3 separate regions of the Mus musculus genome follow, and regions 1 and 3 are each linked to region 2. The links are chromatin loops, found by intact Hi-C in ENCODE. Cell type or tissue: gastrocnemius. All regions are shown on one strand. Region 1 holds the start of Edar (ectodysplasin-A receptor). Region 2 has its middle 9.9 kb from the start of Gm23058. Region 3 holds the start of Ranbp2 (RAN binding protein 2).

Region 1 (2,500 bases), 320 kb after region 2:
GGCCCTGCCACACTCCACCACCTCTCTCTCTCTCTCAACTATGATTTCAGTCTTGAAAAGGGGGACTGTTTCCCACTGACTGTCTAGCAACCTGACTGACCAGGTCTTTGGCCCTTGTCACCTCTCTTGCTTTAGCTGTCCCCTGGTGATGTGGATACTCCAGCAGTGACCTCACCTGCTGCCCCATCTGCCCTGAGATCACACATTTTGCCTTGCAGGAGTTTCTTACCGCAAAGGCTGAAAAATCCAACTCTACTCTCTGCATGAGGCCCTTCTACCCCAGATGCCTCGGAACACTAAAGGAACCTTTGGCTAGAAATGAAAACCTCAAGTGTCACAAAGACCTATCTAACACACTCTCTTCCTCTTCTCCGACAACATAGGACTATGGCATTGGGTCTCAGACTTGATTGGAAGCCTGCCTGAATGGCCTCTTAAGACAATGAGCTACTCTGGGTAGAGGCAGGTGACGAATGCCACTAAAGTCCCAGGTGCCTCTTGCCTTCTTCTGTGAGCGAGTTGGAGAAACTCCGGTCCTCTCCCCAGATGGCAACACGTGTTTTAGTAGCACAAGTACTGTCTGTGACGCACAGTTTGGCACTCTAACCAAAGCGCACTCAACAGCGGAATGAGTTTTCTGATATTTTCTTCAAAACAAAGAAACAACCTCAAGCCTGTGAACTTGTAGCACAGACAGACACACAAGTAATCAGTAACGCTTGTCCAAACGCAACCCAAAAATGACATGCATTTCAAAAATGTACCCGAGATCCTTCCTAGCCAAGGACACCTCGGTTTCGTCCACAGTTGAAGAATACGGAAAACCAGAAGTGAAAGAACCAAGGTTTACCTGGTACCCGAATGAGGTTAGCTTTTCCCAGCAGAAGATGGGTCTACGGAGAAGGCGAGCAGGTAAGGGATGGGGGGCAGGCTTCACAGGCGTCCGTCGGTGTCCTCTCAAAAGCAGAGCTCCACAATCCTGGGGCCAGCCGGGTGACAGCGGCCAGGCACACCTCTGCTGCCAGCGCAACTAACTTTCTATTTTGAAGGGCTCCCGGGAACTCGCTCTTGACTGTTCCCGGTCTGGACTGCGAGTTTACAAACAGTCGAGCGGAGAGGAGGCCCCTCGCTTCAAACCCACCCGCGCCACCTAGAGGCCGCGCCAGGCATCGGCAGTGCAGGAGCCTGGGCACAGCCTCAGGCTCTGCCGCTGAGTGCACCTGGCTCCACAGGACTTCCTGCCCCTTAAGGGACAAGCTGGAATGTGTAAAAAGCATTGAGGTTTTTCCTTTTGGAGTGCGTGGGGGTCTTGCTTCTATCAAAGCAAGTTGGGCCTTTGGGCACAAGAATAATGAAAGATGAAATTTGCATTAAGTTATCATTAATCAGAACTTAAGCACAGCCCCCTTCCCCACAAGATGGTTATAGGTATGATGAATACTGCTGTATCCATTCACGCTCCTTCATGCAGCCTGGAATACACTTGTACATATTTCCAATCTCTCTCCTGCTCACCACAGATTTGAGTCACCATTTTCTCCTCAACATCTTCTCTCCATGTCATTCCAGGTAACTCAATATAGGCTCCAGACAAGTTCAGATAAACATATCTAACTCTTGTAACTACAGTATGTGCCTCATATAAATACAGACTCTACCACTCCAGAGACGTGCACATACCTCACAGAACTCTTGATAGCCCTATGTATCCTTTACATTTCCAGATAACTATATATGCTCCGATAACCTCATATACCCCATGTGATTTGATAGCAAGGAAACGTTAAATGCAAACCTTTTGGTATTGATCAATTCTCTTTCAAAAAATAAGTTATCTGGAAAACACCCAGCCTTAAAAGAATGTAACAGCCTCATTCCTTTCTCCCTCAACCTCATGGTCCCCCGCCACAGTAAGGAGTGGAAACAACAGGTTGTTGTTGTTGTTCTCTTCCTCCTCCTTCTCTTCCTCCTCCTTCTTCTGCTTCTCCTCCTCCTCTTCCTCCTTATTTTCTTTCTTCTTCCTCCTCCTTCCTTCTCTTTCTCCTTCTTCCTTCTTTCTCCTCATCTTCCTTCTCTTCTTCCTCCTCCTCTTCCTTACCTCTTTTCTTCATCTCCCGCCTCCTCCTCCACCTCTTTGTTTTTTTGGAAACAGGGTTTCTCTGTGTAACAGCCTTAGTGATCCTGGAACTTGGTTTGTAGACCAGGCTGGTCTCTAACTCGCATAGACCTACCTGCCTCTGCTTCCCAGGAGCTGGGACTAAAGGCAATTGCTGGCAAGCCAGCCTAGGAGTGGAGCCTTCTATATACTCTGCTCCCGTCCTGTTCCCTCTGCCTTAGATACACTGGAGAAAGCAGGACTCTCAGTAGAGAGACAGATGGCAGAGTACAGGCTTAGGCCGAGGATCCTGAACTTAATGATTATTGCTGTGGGAAAGCACAATGCTCTTTTCTTAGCTTGCTGACCAGTGTGGACAACTCATCCAGACAGTGCAGGCGCCCT
Region 2 (2,500 bases):
TTCTCATGTAATATTTTTCTTTTTTTTTTTTTTTTTATCAGTTGTGATTGATGGCCTTTCTGGTTATAGAAGTCTCCCAGCACCCACATGGTGGCTCACAACGCTCTATAATAACTCCAGTACCAAAGAATCTAACGCCCTCTTTTGGCCTCTGCAGGCAGCAGTCATGCGCATGGTTTATGCGCATATACACAGACAAACAAATACACACACAAAAAGAAAAAACTTAAAAAGGCATAAAGGGGATAAAGACAGGGACAGGGCAGGGCTGAGAGGTGAGGAGGAAGGGGAAACTGGATGCAAAGTTAGTTGATTGATTAATTAATTAGTAAAAATAATCAAAGACATATAGGAACTTCACAGAAAATACGTACAAAAAGAAAATCTCTCCAAACGTGGGAGAGAGTATGCATTTGTGTGTATATCTGTGAAATGGATAGAGGCCAGCATTTAGTATCTGGTATTCCCCCTGTAATTGTATGCCTTATTTTTTCAGAAGTGTCTTTCACTGAATCTGGAGTTTGCAGTTTCCTAGACGACCTGGCCAGCACATCCCTCTGTCTCTATCTCTAACTCCTCCTCGGTGCTCGAACTAACAGCTGTGTGCTGGCACATCCAGCTTCTACAATGGCTATTAGGAATCCATACTGAGATCTTTTTTGCTGTTGTTTGTTTGTTCGTTTGGTTTTTTGAGACAGGGTTTCTCTGGCTGCCCTGAAACTCCATCTGTAGACAGGCAGGGCTCAAGCTCAGAGGTCCATACTCAGATCTTAATGCTTGAACAGCAAGCACTTTTCCTATTGAGCCATCTTCCTAGATCTATGATGATTGCACTTCTTATTTTTTACATTAAATTTATTTATTTGTATGTGGGAGGGGGACATAAGGGGCACAGCATGAGTGTAGAGATCAGAGAAGTATCTCTCCTTCCAGCATATGAATTCTGACATTAAACAACAGTCACCAGACCTAGAAGTATGTACCTTTTGCACACTGAGCTGTCTCGCTGAAGTTCTTTTCTATAAAGCCTTCTATTAAATGGAACACTTAAAATGTTATATCTTGATCATTGAAAAGTAGCAGATTCACAAACAGGCACCAGAGGGTGCTGTTTCCTATCATTGACTGGGCTAAGTACTTGCTTGGTTGTGTTTGCCTTTACACAAACAGTTCCTTTCCTACATTACTGAATGTTTTTGTACACTTTTTGGGTTTTTTTTTTTCTGTCCATAATGCAAAGAAATGTTGTTTGAATCCTCACATAAATTCTGTAAATTGCAAGTTAACGTATTTTTAGGTTTTGTTTGTTTGTTTGTTTGTTTTTAATGTCCATTGGTATTTTGCCTGCATATATGTCTGTGTGAGGATCTTAGATCCCTTAGGTCCCCTGGAGCTGGAGTGGCAGACAGTTGTAAGCTGCCATGTGCTTGCTGGGAATTGAACCTAGGTTCTTATTGGAAGAGCTGCCAGTGCTCTTAACTGCTAAGCCATATCTCCAGCCCACAGATTAACTTCTAAGTAGTCCTTTGGTATTCTTATTTACTGTCAGTTGTTTGTTTGTTTGTTTTTTATCATCATCATACCTACTCATTGGTATCTGCTCTATAAAAGTCAGTGTACTGGGAATCTTACAAATGTTGAATTTTTTTTTTTTTTTTTTTTTTTGTAATTTTGTAATTTTGTTCTAGCCAGGCACAACACACCTTTATTCCCACCACTCAGGAGACAGAGCCAGGAGGAGTTCCAGACCAGCCAAGTTCGTTTCAAAATAAATAAATCAAACAGGGTTTTACTACATAGGCCCAGACTAGTCTCCAGTTCTGATTCGTGGCCTCCGAGTGCTGGAGTTATATGTGAACAACACCACACCCTGTTAGATGTGTTTTAGACCAAGAGATTTGAGCGGTTTTGTTGTTGCTTTGAAGCACAGTCTTCAAGGTTGCCCAGCTGGTCTTGCCACTGAACTTCACCTTTTACCTCTGCAGTAGTCCTCGGAGGTGCACCAGTGTACAGAGCACACTACACAGGTAGGTAGCTGCCGCAAGCTCCTCCTGCCAGTCAGTCTGCCAGTGTACAGTTCATGGAAAACTAAATTAGATAATGACTTTCGCCATTCAGTAGATTGTAAAGTAACCTCCCTCAGGTGGGTCATGGATGTGATTTGAAAGTCTTAGAAAGCTCTTTCTACCCCAAAATAAATTTTACCGTGGTTCAGTTTCTTTGTTTCTAGTCACAATATGACTACCAAGTGAAGATGTTTTGTGAGGAATTTGTAGTTTTAAAAATTAATACTTTTTATGTTAAATTACTTTATGGTTTGTGGGGGGTTGGTTTTGTTTTGTTAGGTATTTTTATTTTTTGCCAAACTTTAGTAGAATAGAAGTTACTGTTTTATGTCCTAGAAAGAAAATAAGCTTAATTTGTGCTGTGTTTGGGAGGAGAGATTGAAGCTGAGGTCTCTAGATACTGAACATTCCATGTCAGATAACACTGCTAGTTT
Region 3 (2,500 bases), 88 kb after region 2:
TGTAAATCCATTTCTGCCAGAGGTAAGGGAAATTACTCCTTTGGTAGATAGGAAACAGTTTCACAAGTTACTAAGGAATGCAGGCTTTTCCTAACCACTAGAAATCCTCCACAGTCCAGACTGAGTCTAAGTTAGATCCAATTTTGGAGTCAGTGGCATTTTTGGGGGATGGGTGGGGTACCCTTTGTATCTGACAATAAGGTATTTAACATCTGGAACTGCACCACTCTAACCTCTCCACTGCGGTTTTGATCAGTCTTTGCAGACAAAGGTTCTTTTCAGCAGTTGTCGTTTACGACAGTTTATTCACAATCTTGAGACTATTACTTAAAACTTTGTGTGTGTGTGTGTGTGTGTGTGTACATGAGGACGTGTGTGTGTGGGTTCTACGGGGGTCAGAACCCGGATTTAGATAGATGCCCTGGAACCGGCTGCTGAGAACTGAACTTCGGTCCTTCAGAGGACCAACAAGCACTCTTAACTGCGGAGCCATCTCTCTAGCACGAAGAGATTATTACTTTTAATATTCTAATATAATCTGTTCTGCTCATTGTTAAGTCACAAAACAGGCCCCTGAAGGCAATTGTTGCTGACAGCGTCCTAACGGCCGCCTCGATTCTTACCCAAACAGAAACCTAAAGTCATCATTTCTTAAAACCTCGTGAAGCCTGTTTCTGTTTGCCAGGAAAGCCACCACTTCCTCCTCTGCCCCTAACCGTCAACTACCCCGTGAGGTGCATCTCATCACGTAACGCTAATATTTCCACTCCGATTTATCTAAGCATAAAGACACTGTTCAACCAATATTAACCTTTATTCTGCTGAAACCGGAGGCAATGACGACGTTTGTCTCTTTAGAAGGAAATCAAGTGTTGACCAGATGCAGCACCCGAAAAGGTCGGATTTATTAGGGCACTGCCATTTTAGGTCCGCTTTGTGACGTAGCACCAGTGAAATCTATAAAGCCTTTCCCGGGGAAAGGGAGTTCGTCTCGATCGTTTGCGAAACGGTCACGTGGTCTGGAGCGCGGGCGTGGCGGGGTGACAGCGAGCAGGCGCTCCAGGCCGCAGCGCGGCGCACAGTGATGACGCGCGCCGCACGCCCTGTGCCCATCCGTTCGCGACGGAGCTGCGTCACCGGTGTTCGGCGCTCACCTCCTGGAGCCCGCAGTCGCTGTAGGCCCCAGGGCTGGTCTGCCGCTCCTGGGGAGCCTGGTCCGCGGCGCGATGAGGCGTAGCAAGGCCGACGTGGAGCGGTACATCGCCTCGGTGCAGGGCTCCGCCCCGTCGCCCCGAGAGGTAAGCGGGTCTGGTCCGGTGGCGGTGGCGCCGGTGTCATGGCTCCCGGCGGCCTCGGCTCCCCGCTGGAGTGGAGGCGGTCGCGGGCGGCGTGGCGCTGCTGAGCACCGGAGGCGTGGGGACTGCGGCCGCCAGCGTTTCCTCTTCATGGCTATCCGCGGGCCCACTCGGGCCTGGCTTCTTCGGCCTCCGCTCCGTAGGCCGTCGTGGGGCGCTCTGCGGGGTTCGCCCGCCCGCCCGCCCGGCGTCGTCGGTCTCCCGGATAGCTAGGCCCTGTCACGGCTGCCGTGTCTCGGGGGGAGGCTGACACCGCGCGGCGGTGGGCTTGCACGGTTGTGTGGGTGGCTCCACGGACGAAGCAGGGCGGGAAGGAAGGGCGCGTCAGCATAAACGACACGGAAGGCCCATAATTTAAGTCTTCTAGTGCTGTGCCCCGCTTCCCCAAACCCCTTTTGGAGGCTGCTAGTCGGAATTCCTTCTAGGCGGTAGTTGCAATACCTTAACATTTCTAACGTTATTTCGCAACGTGTTTTGTGTGTGTGTGTGTGTGTGTGTGTGTTTAAGATCATTAACGTTGTGTTTATTTTGGGTTCTTAAAGAGTGTTGGCCGGTGGAGAGAGATGTACAGAGGCTCTACAGTCAGTTATTTTTTGGGCGGGGGAGGGGTGTGTTGAACAATCAAGTTCTACCATTGGTAAACTAACTTGGTACAGTATAGACTCTTCATCAGTAAACGGCATTTTGACCTTGTTAGTGTTATTTAGTGTTACCGAGGATGATTCGTGTTAACATTTAGGGCAGACTTTGAGATACAAAGAGTCAGAGGGCTTCAATTTTTGTTTACAAACGCCCAATTCAGTTGTGTATATATATATATATATATATATATATATATATATATATTTTACATTCTGTCTCTGAGGGTTTTATGGTCATCTATATAAACCAAAGTTCATGAACATACAAGTCAAATGGCATAATTTTTGTTGTTGTTGTTGTTGTTACTTAAAGTCTCTTCTTTAGATGGCTTCTGCAGGTTAAATAATCCAGTCCAGCAAATCTACAACCCCTCCCCCAAAGCGATTTTAAAAGTCTCAAGTTCATTTAGTGCTGGTATGCCCAAAGTGGGAAATTTTACACCCAGTTTCCTCTGATGGATCAAAATCAGAATGCCATGGTACAAGAGTTATATGAAAGTGCTT

What was found. Hi-C counts contacts between places; a loop is a spot of excess contacts. Peaks named below come from ENCODE experiments on the same cell type or tissue, not always from the same donor. Only the 100,000 strongest peaks of a DNase experiment are listed, where the experiment ranks them.
Region 1: it touches region 2 in a loop (4-fold over the local background); 2 of 42 quality-filtered maps call a loop at or near these places.
Region 3: it touches region 2 in a loop (8-fold over the local background); 15 of 42 quality-filtered maps call a loop at or near these places.

The regions. Positions count from the first base shown.
Region 1 is chr10:58,674,606-58,677,105 of GRCm38, forward strand. It overlaps Edar (ectodysplasin-A receptor), which reads right to left and starts at 1,091. Exons shown (of 12, transcript NM_010100.3): 1 at 851-1,091. In gastrocnemius, a CTCF peak has its summit at 1,168 (motif pointing left); a DNase peak (open chromatin) is centred at 1,147; H3K4me3 peaks cover 668 bases.
Region 2 is chr10:58,358,217-58,360,716 of GRCm38, forward strand. It overlaps a transcript of Lims1 not described here. Among named protein-coding and RNA genes, the nearest start is that of Gm23058, 9.9 kb to the left of the region's middle. In gastrocnemius, a CTCF peak has its summit at 1,097 (motif pointing right); a DNase peak (open chromatin) is centred at 1,086.
Region 3 is chr10:58,445,754-58,448,253 of GRCm38, forward strand. It overlaps Ranbp2 (RAN binding protein 2), which reads left to right and starts at 1,099. Exons shown (of 29, transcript NM_011240.3): 1 at 1,099-1,298. The coding sequence starts at 1,227. In gastrocnemius, CTCF peaks have their summits at 1,388 and 1,597; DNase peaks (open chromatin) are centred at 464 and 1,068; H3K4me3 peaks cover 2,500 bases; H3K27ac peaks cover 2,155 bases.